Linked DNA regions of Homo sapiens: region 2 is linked to region 1. Evidence: chromatin loops called from intact Hi-C (ENCODE). Cell type or tissue: PC-3. All regions are shown on one strand. Each heading gives the region's core, and the rest is flanking DNA. Links, peaks and the distances in the headings are about the cores only. Region 1 overlaps LOC105379100 (a long non-coding RNA gene). Region 2 has its middle 79 kb from the start of FAM174A.

Evidence for each region. Peaks named below come from ENCODE experiments on the same cell type or tissue, not always from the same donor. Only the 100,000 strongest peaks of a DNase experiment are listed, where the experiment ranks them.
Region 2: a loop joins it to region 1, with 2.2 times the contacts of the local background. A loop is called at or near these places in 3 of 110 quality-filtered maps.

The regions. Positions count from the first base shown.
Region 1 is chr5:100,427,383-100,432,780 of GRCh38, forward strand. It overlaps LOC105379100 (a long non-coding RNA gene), which reads left to right. Exons shown (of 8, transcript XR_007058886.1): 7 at 2,480-2,585. Among named protein-coding and RNA genes, the nearest start is that of FAM174A-DT, 110 kb to the right of the region's middle. In PC-3, for the core only: CTCF peaks have their summits at 3,100 (motif pointing right) and 3,299; no DNase peak of the experiment used is centred there.
Region 2 is chr5:100,611,986-100,617,383 of GRCh38, forward strand. No RefSeq gene overlaps it. Among named protein-coding and RNA genes, the nearest start is that of FAM174A, 79 kb to the left of the region's middle. In PC-3, for the core only: no CTCF peak of the experiment used is centred there; no DNase peak of the experiment used is centred there; H3K27me3 peaks cover 491 bases.

The DNA.
Region 1 (5,398 bases), core at 121-5,120:
CATTATTTTTACACCATTCCTACACATTTTACAGAATCTCCAACCATGCTTATCAATTTCTTTCAGTTTTGCAAGTTCCTAGAGGATGTTTTGTATGTGATCCAAAACCTACTTTTAGGAATAATTCATATGACATCTATCGTTTTCTTTAGTTACTTTGAACTTTTTAAATTACCAAGTCCTCTGAAGGGAATCATTGAAATTTCCAACAGTGTCTGCTGAAGGGGCTGTTCCTACAAAGAGGTTTTGAAAGTATTGATGACACCTCTAATGTTGTCAATGACTGTGCCAAGACTGGTAACAATGCTTGAAAAATGGATGCCTATTGGAATATCCCTGACTCCTGCTGCTGCCAAGGTTGCTGGCAATGACACTGCTGATGCTTTGTCCTCACAGTGGGCTCCTCAGTTAGTACTTCCTTCCTCCCTCCCTCCCTCCCTCCCTCCCTTCCTCCCTTCCTTCCTTGTGCTTTCTTCTTTTTTCTTTTTTTATCCTTTCCTCATTTATTTTTTCATTTGATTTTTTAATTTTTAATATGAAAAACAAATTCATAAATACTAGACTGAAAACAATCTTAGTGTTTTGAATCTAAAACAATCTTTCTCTTATCAAGACATGTGGTACTTGGGCCACATAGGTGGATTTTAGCCCTGTATCTTCAAAGTTTCATAGGCTAAATTTCTAGTAAAAGTAGGTTATTCAAGCAGAAATAATAGAGCATAAATAAAAGATATCAGAACTGCAGGTGTGAATCTTGGAGTCAAATACCATGCAGTGAAAAGCAGATGCTCTCATGAAACCGTGGAGAAGGTTGTTTCAAGAAGTGAAGCTGAAGAACAAGGTGGGCAGCAGTGGCTGCAATTGGGGCCCTGTTAAGCTGTCAGACATTGGGAAAGTTGACAGTGGTATACAACACTATAAATTTCAATCAGTACCAAGAGGTCACATCCACATCCCAGAATAAAGAAGAAGAAGAAAACAAAAAGACCTAACATTTTAGAGGAGGAAACCTATTGCCAATTATAGGGAATCTCTTCCTCCAATCACATAATTTCATTCCCAGGTAAAGATAATATCCTAAATATCTAGTTAAAGTGAAGCCTGATAAGAGGGATAGAGGTAGAGTATAAGATATATTAATACAAACTGTATAGAATGAGTGCTAACACATTAGAAAGATAGTGAGAAGACAATTATTGAATATAGCTGGTTTTAAGATAATATTATCATGTAATTTTGTTTTATAAGCAATCATTTTAGACATAATTGAAGAAACAATAATTGCAATGTGTTTTGTTAAGCCTAGCCTAACATTTCTCTCATTCAGCCTTTATTGTCTGCATTCTAAGGCACATTCCAGAAAAAATAATATTGCTATAGAAAACTGTAAATGATGAGCATGAACAATGAAATTCAAGCTGCTTTTAAGTATTCATGCTAAACAGATATACTGTCATTCAGCTAAAAAGGGAAACATGTTCTTGTTTATAATAACTTTCCAAAAGAATCTGATGATATCTAACCTCATGCCATTTTCAATAAATTGTAAAATAATAATATGATCCCTAAGAACCCTGAAAGTGATATTTGTAAGGTGGGAATCTTCATGAAAATAAAAAGAAATAAAGTCCACAAGTGCAAATACTTAAATTGATACTTAAATTAAGAGAGAATAAACATCTTAAATCCTGGAGAAAAAATTTCAGATTGATTAATATCAAATCACAATTATTCAAAGAATTAAGTTAACAAAAATGCAAATTTTATAATATTTTATCAAGTACACATACAATCTACCTAAAATATAAACCACCTAATTTTGTAATATTGTGCTCTTTTTAACATTTATATGTATATAAACATTGCATTTAATTTTATATTTTCCTGTTTATGACAAGTTATTGCAACAATTTGTGTAAGAGGACATAGTGTCTGAATCCAATCTTCCTTCACTTTCCGAAGGCCAATCTTTTAGAGAGAAGAGAGGCTGGTACAAATGGATATACAGAGTTTCTTCTGTATGTTGCTGGATATATATTTAATTTCTCAATTTCCCTAGAAATCATACAACTGTAAATATCAGGCTTTTAAAAACATACTGGACTTTGAAGGGACTGTTTTTATCTAAATAGCATGTTACATTGGATACCTACTGTGAATGCTGTATTTTGCTTTTATGTTTGATCATTCATTTACTATTTCCTTCTCTAAACATGAAAGTGGACATATTTCCATGCTAATAATGAAATGTTACCCACATTATTTGGTTAGGAAAACTTTTCCTGCATCCAGTGAACAAACTCAGATTTATTTTTGGCCTTAATGCTTGTCATCTTTTCCATCATGAACCCATAAGATTCATATATCCAGATGCAGTAATTTAGGCTGCCACTTACCTAAGAGCTGTGGTGATGCTATGAGTTTTACCTTTCATTGCACCTCTGGTGTCGGTTCATTTCTCATCTTCCATGTCCCATAGAGCTGCTCCAAGTACAGAAAACCCTTTGAAGTCACTTGGAACTTTGTGCTCCGATGAGGCCTGAAGGACATGCAAAGTAAGAAACATGGCCATGCTTGCAAATAAGGTGAAAATTCAATCATCTTTACTAACGGTATACCTAAATGCATATCTATGTGTGTCTGTGTGCAGTAAAAACAGCACAGCAAACTTTAATTTTGCAAAAACAGAATGTTTATGTGGATCTATCTATTACACTTAAGCCAACTTATTTCACATATGAAGAAATAGACTAAGTATATTAGTGAAAGTAAATGCCTTCAGGTATCATATAAAAGATATTTATTTGTGTAGTAATATCCAATCTAATATTTAATTTACTCTATATTCCTTTTAAAATAATGTACATTAAGACAGACTTTGAAGAAAAACAAAGTTAATTTTTCTGATATTCTGATATCTTTACCTACATAGGCCAAAATTTAAAAATCAACTTAAAAATAGTCTTCATTTTTCTTTATAAGCATTTTCCAGTGTACCAATAAATGAGCAGTAAATGAGCATGCAGTTTTGGGGCTCCAGGTGCAAACCACATTTCTCACTTGCCCATCCGCATTGCCAGTTAGGCTCTGCCAATAGGTGGAGCTAGAGGACGACTGCAGGGCTAGAGAATTTCCCTGGAGCTTTCTGCCTACTTTCTGCTCCTGTCAGCTTCACCCAGGCCCAGCTTTTTAATATTTGGGAAAAATTTTGCTCTAATAGCTTCAGCAATTGAACCGAATTTGCATTTTTCCCAACATTTGTAGAATCAGTTCCATCACAGGTCCTCAGAAACACTAGCACCTACTGCTCAGCACCCACTCCTCAGAAATCTGGTATTCATCTTCACGGGGAGCCTTCTCCAAGTTACTAAATTTCAATCATTTCAGTCTGTTCCCTTTGATTATCCAGTCCTAAGGATTTCAGTTGTCACCTACAATTATTATCTTTGTGATACCATGGTTAAAACAGTTTTGTAGTAAATTGTCTCATGTTAAAATGTCTGATTTCATTTCTGATTTCTGAATTGACTCAGAATGGAGCATGTATTTACTTTACTCCATAATTATTTCAGTTTTATAAACATGACCACAGATTTGGGGTCTAAAGGACAACTGACAGCAACCAGCTGTCCTAGACAAACCAGAACATATGGTTATCCTAGATATGAGATTAAATATAATCCTAACTGAAATTCTAGGTAGCAATGTTATTTTCTTAATAGTTAGAACCAAAATTCTTCCTGGCATTGACCCCACATACCTGGAATCTAAGAATTGCTGCCTTATCTTTTTCTGTTGCTAGTCAGGTTGCAATATTGAGAATTGAACTCCATATGACTGTAGACAGAGGTACTGGTATTGCATGAATTGGTAACACACTTTTGTAAGAACTTTTGTAAGATCTTTTGTAAGAACACGTTTGATTATATTTCTGCTCTGCCTAAAACCATTCAATGGTTACCCAATTACATAAGATAAAGTTGAGATTTAGACAGTCGTTTCTCTGAGAAGTCCCAAAGAGTGGGTTATATGCTTCCTGAATGAATACTCCCACAACACTTACCAACTTACTGATACCATAACATTCAAAATAACATTACAATTACTTGTTTACTTGTCTGTATCAAGCTTTAAGCTATCATGTCTATGAAACCAGAACCTATGTTGTGTTCGCCATTGCTAGTGAGGAACACACTGTCTAGAACACAGGATAATCTCAATGTACATTTTATTTCTACTTTATATATACAGAAAGAAAAATAGTAAAGGCAGTACTAGAATAAGCTCCCATTGTACAGGGTCAGCACCTCAATTTTTTGGATGGTTACTCTTTAAGTAAGAGTATAGATAATTGGGAAGGAAGGAGATACTGCTTTATCATCAGAAAAAGCAGTTTACTCTCAAACAGCAGACAATATGCTAACAACAGCCAGTTATTATAGTTCTTTATCTCTTGTAGTCAAGGGAAATTCTTCCTTAATTCTGACAATTGTTTGAGTGTAAACCTTAATATTAGTTATTTTCATCATTTATTTGTGCCTGCATTGGTATTTTATTAACAGGTTAACAAAGACTAAGTAATAGAGTGAAGTAAAATGCTATTCTTCCAGCCACCATTCTTATTCTTAAAATTATTTCATTTCCAGTATGTCAGAGATGATATCTTTCTTTATCAATAAATTTAAGATATTTGGATTGAAATATTTTAATGTACAATTTTTTAATATCGCACTTCTTTTTCACTTACTAAATACACACACAATCCAGAAAATACCTTCCTGTGATGGGAACTATAGGAGCTATGCAAACTATTTTCAAGGTTTAAAATATCAATATTGAATTGAAATATTTTAGCCTATGTGTCATTTGAAAAAGCATCAAAGATATCTTATATAAAGAACATTTCAAAAATTAGTTTGTGAAACTGAAAACTGGAGTATGTTTTCCACTACCTTGGGGGAGTGGAGAATTGGAATTGACTTCAATGTTGCAGGTGAGCAACAGTATATACTTAAATTTAAATGTTCTCTTTCTATTTTTTCTAATTTACTATCATGGGAAATAGGATGATGATTCATTTCTCTGATAAGAGTAATTGATAGAAGTCTAAATAAATATGGGATTTCTATGTACATAATTTAGGGCTTTTCTTCCATAAGACATCTCTCTGTTGTACTCACACCCATACAAGTAGTACATTGACATATCAGTGAGCTACTTTTGGAAAAGTTCAGTTATAATATTTTTAAAACATACTCTAAAAACATTACACTTATGTCATGAGGGAGTTACTTTTTTCCAGTGTCTTGGTTGAGAAGCGTTCTGAATTATATAAAGTAGAGAACACTTTATAACATTGTCTCTGGCATTTTGTGGACCACAAATTTTAAAAATATCT
Region 2 (5,398 bases), core at 92-5,091, 180 kb after region 1:
ATAAATACATGTATAGGCAAAACATGATTAAGAGTTTCATAGATGTGAGTAGTTTAAGGGAAAAATTATTAAAGGATACATTTCAATAAGAAATAAAATGAATCCAGAAGAACAGAGTGGAAAGCAGGAAGAAATGATTAAAAAATTAATTGATAAACCATGTTGTTTAATACAAATAAGTTTAGAAGAAGAAGGAAGAATAAACAGTTGGGAGAGAAGGCAAAATATATTTCTGTACTGGCTTTGAAATTTTTCAGAAAACTTTGAAAGTAAATAAGTCTGTTTTGTATTTAAGGCTGATCAATAAGGTTAAAAATAGAATGTATAACTTAATTATGAGTAATGGGGAAAAGGAGGAGCTTATGAATTCAACAAAAGGTAAAAAGAAAACAATGTATCAAAGGCAGCATGGAATACAAACAAAATTGCAAAAGGATGAAATACACATTAATATTAATATTCACAATAAGGAAGATAATAAACTTGTCTTTTATAAGAAACTCTGAAATTGAAATTGTAAAAATATAACTCTATTAAAAATTCACCCATTGTAAAACAATACAAAGTGGCTGAAAATAAAAGGATGAAAAAAGATTCATTAGACAAAGATTCAAAAGAAGAGTAGCATTATCTAAAAAATGTAATTTAAGGCAAAATAATTGAATAGAATATAAGGAGTTTACTTAATTATATAATATCAATCATATACTTATATGTACCTGAAAGCATAGCCTAGAAAAAATAAGGTAAAACCTGAGATAATTACTTAAGGGAAAAAAAATTAATAATTATAGCATACTTTTAATACAGATTTTGGAAAATAAAACTAAAATATAAGAAACGCCATTTTCCCCCTTGTCCAGTATTACACTAGATTGGTGGTATAAAAGACCTTATAACTTTAAACAACTAGATCATAAACATGACACACTTTTTGAGGCAATGCTGGTCTCATATGAAGTAGCAGTGGTCTCCAAGGATAACACCTCCTCAAACAGGTAAGCAAACAACAAAACATGAACTGGTGCTAGAGATGCAGGTGGCTGTAAAGGCAAAATCAATATGAGTACTATAAAAACTATCTGAATAGTTGGGACAAAATCAAGATGAAGGAACTATGGCTGGGACTCTTTAGTGAGAATGTTCACCTGGGAAAACAAACAAACAAGCAAAAGACCAAAGAGAATCTCCATGTAACTGGTACTTACCAGCTACCACAAGCAGCTGGTGGGTTTCTGTAGGAAAGTTTTCCCAATTTACACCCACAGGACTTCCAAAAATTAAAATAAAGTAACTAGCTCACATTCAAAGATAACAGAACACAGGAGTTTTCAAGGCAACATGAGTAACAGTAAAAATAAAGTATCATATTTGTACTACTAAGGGTTGAACAAAGAGTAGTTTACATCAGGGGTCCCCAGCCCCCAGGTCACAGACCAGTACTGGTCCATGGCATTAGGAACCAAGTTGGGCTGCACAGCAGATGAGTGGCAGGCAGGAGAGTGAAGCTTCATCATCTGTATTTACAGCAGCTTCCCATCGCTTGCATTACTGCCTGGCTTCCGTCTGCTATCATATCAGCAGAGGCATTAAAGTCTTCCAGGAGCATGAGCCCTATTGTGAACTGGGCATGTGAAGGATCCAGGTTGCATGCTCTTTATGAGAATCTAATGCCTGATGATCTGTCACTGTCTCCCATCACCCCAGATGGGACAGTCCAGTTGCAAGAAAACAAGCTCAGAGCTCTCACTGATTCTACATTATGGTGAGCTGTATTTACAATGTATTTAATAATAAAAATAGAAATATAGTGCACAATAGATGTAATATGCTTGAATCATCTCAAAACCACCCCATACCTGCCTCTCCCTTATGGAAAAAATGTCTTCCACTAAACCAGTCCAGGGTGCCAAAAAGGTTGGGGATCACTGTTTTAGAGGATCTATGAGGCTTTGCATAAGATATTAGTAAATGAACTAATAATAAGGAATTAGACGATCCTTCAAAAGGATTAACAAGAAGAAATAGACAATTACAAAGATGAGGGAGAAACACATGATTACTAGAAATGTATAGGCAAATGTGAATGAAAAATGCAATTGATGGAAATTAAAAGAACACAATATTAGAAGTAGAAAATCAACAATATACTAAAATCACAGAATACATATAGTGGAAACTAGAAAATATATCTGAAGAAATTACCTTGTTATGAAGTAAGATATTTTGGACATATTTGGAAAGTATAGCTAACGAGATTTGCTCATGAATTGGAGACAGTTTATAAAAGAAAAAGAGGAATCCAGAATAACTACAAATTGTTTTGATTTAGCAAATGGCAGGATGGAATTGCATTTAAAATGGAGTCGGTTTGGAGGAGGACTACCAGTATTTCACTTCAAGATATGTTAATTCTGATGTATCTGTTAGACACTGCTATTATCAAGTAAGCAATTAGGAAAATAAATCTGAAGATCTGAGAGAGATTCAGACTAGAGAGATACATTTAAGATATGTTTAGTCATCAGTTTATAGGTGATTATTTAAAGCATGAGCTGAAACATGATTGCAAAGGTCATACTGTGTAGCATAGGTGGGGAAAAGGGAAGTGTCAAAGATCAAGTCCTGGAACATTCCAACACTGAAAGGTGATGGATACAAGGGGAAGAACAGAAATTGGAATCTTTTGAATAGGGTGTGATTACACGTATAAAAATTTGTGCCAAGCACAGTAATCTGGTAGTGAGAAAACCTGAGTTTGAGTTTAGGCTTTATTCTAATGAAGTAGTTGGCCATGGGCAAATTACTTAGTCTAAAGGAACTCCTCACTGGTTCTTCACGTAGCTAGTCAGATCCGGTTATCTTTTAGGGTCAACTTAAACGTCCCTTCTCCACAGAGTTCTCCCCTGTGCATTTTTAACAATCACCCAGGCAAGTTATTCCCTACTAACACTCTTGTTTATTTCATTTGCTGTACATAATTACAGTCTAAATTTGGCCTATGTGTTTACTTATTTAATTTAATTGTATGTCTCCTCTCTCACCACCAGAACAGAAATGTTTACTTTATATAGGTGAGCTTTTTGCATCTTTCATTATCTATCCTCAATTTCTAGTGTAGTTTCTGGCACAGAATTGCATCAATATATCATGAAGAAAAAAACGAATAAATTTCCCAAGAATGAGAAACACTGAACTGAAAACTTGTTTGTGTACCAAAAGACATTCCACCAGCTAAGCAAATTAATTCATATTCTTGGGCATTAAATATTTAGCACGTTGCTTAACGATTCTCCTCAATTTTCTGAAAAATAAAACCTTTATATTTTTAGAAGTGGACTTTTCAGATTATTAGTGTGTCTTTTCTTCTGTCTGCTTATACCCATTGAGTCCAGACATTTTAAAACATTGCTCAAAAAATTTCTTACTATCTACACAGGAGAAACAACAGTTCTGGAGAGACTGCTAGAGGAATTCTTCCTCACACAATACATAAGTATGCCTGCACACACACAAACACACACACACACACACCCACAAACAGACACCCACCCACACACACACTTAAAGGTCATTCTTCTGCATTCTGAAGCATGTCATAGACTGATAGGTTTGGATTACTTTTCTACCCGCGAAGCCTTTCCACATACCTTTAGAATTGAAATGTTATTACATGCAGCACCATATCTAAATTCCTAAGGGAAATGCTTTGAATTATCCCTATCTCCTGTTCTCTTTGCCACATATATTTAGAATTGCCAAGTATTTGCTTTCATTTGGCAGATAACTATAACAAAGAAACTCTTTCTGTCATGTCTTTTGCTTTTGCTAATCAGACTCTGTAAATACATGGAGAAGGAATAGTAATAACTTTTGAATAATGAGATGTCACGAATTTACACATGTAAATGTGTGCATTTGGTTTTATAAGAACTTATAGAAACAGGAATTTTATCAAACTATCATAAGCAGAAAGCACAAAGTTATTAAAAAAAGAGAATTCTCACAGGAAATCAAATGATTCTCATGGAGAAACTATGCATTTCCTTAGTAAGGATAGTAAATGGCATATTTGCAGCTCCCTATGTGACCACTCAGCCACATAAATTATTTAAGGACCACCATTGTGACTTTTACAGCTAAATAAACTCTGTGGACGTTTGCTCTCTTATGTGAGTGCCCCGAATTTATGATCTCTCCATATTTATTTTCCTGAATAAAGGAGCTTTTTAATTATCCTGTGAATTGAAGGATCTCTGGTTATATTATTTATGAGAAATAAATTCAGCAAGATTGAAGAATCTTTGAGAATTTCCTTCTAGATTCTCTTTTGACAGATTTAAATTAAAATTTAAGTTTAATATTTTTAATTTGAGAATTTAAAATTATTTTCTCTTTTCTCAATGTTTAGAGATTTTAACAGCGTCTGCCAGCTTAAAGTGAAAGGAACGTGGTTAGTTGGGATCTCTTGAGTCAACTGATGTGTTCTTTCTCAGTGACGGGAGGTACACAGTACAATATCACGCTTTACACTTCAGAGGTGATGTCCTGACATTCCTCGAACAACCGGATAGCTAAAATCTTCACCAATAATAGGTTTCTGAATTTTTAGATTTTATCTCTCACTTTTTGAACACACATATGTCTTTTTAAGGCATTAAGGATACTTTTCGGGAGTGTTGTGGCCAGTGGACTGAAAATACCTTGGCCCCTCCAGTGCGGTAGGTGCTTAACCTCGAGGGGTCAAAGAGCAAGGCAACTGGACCTGTACAAGCCCCCAGGGTTAGAGCATGCAACCCAAGTGTGCTGAACTGACCCTTGGTCTCCTGAAATCTTCTAGACATGAAGCCAGTTGACTGAACCCACATTATACCACAGTCAATTCCACAAGGGCACCAAAGAAAATAAAAGCAAAAAACTCATCCAAACGACAGCAGTTTCAAAGATTAAAGGAACATCAGCCCACAAAGGTGAGAAAGAATCAGTGCAAAAACTCTGGAAATTCAAAAACTATAGAGTCTTTCTACCACCAAATAACCAGGATAGTTCCCCAGGAATGATTCTTAACAAGGGTGACATGGCTGGAAGGACAGAGATAGAATTCAGAATCCAGATACGAACAAAGATCATCGAGATTCAGGAGAAGGGCAAAACCCAATCCAAGAAATCTATGGAATCCAGTAAAATGACACAAGACCCGAAAGTGAAAATATCTCAGTAGGTGAGAGGATGGCTTCATAGTCTTTCTCTTGGCATTTCTTATAATTACAGCCCTTATCCAACAGTCAGGAAACAAAATAAGGGTTCAGCAGCTGCTAAGTGTATATACCTGAATTATGTGCTCAGAATCTGACAAAATGACCACAGGGTGCATTCATGGAGATCAAATCTACAATGA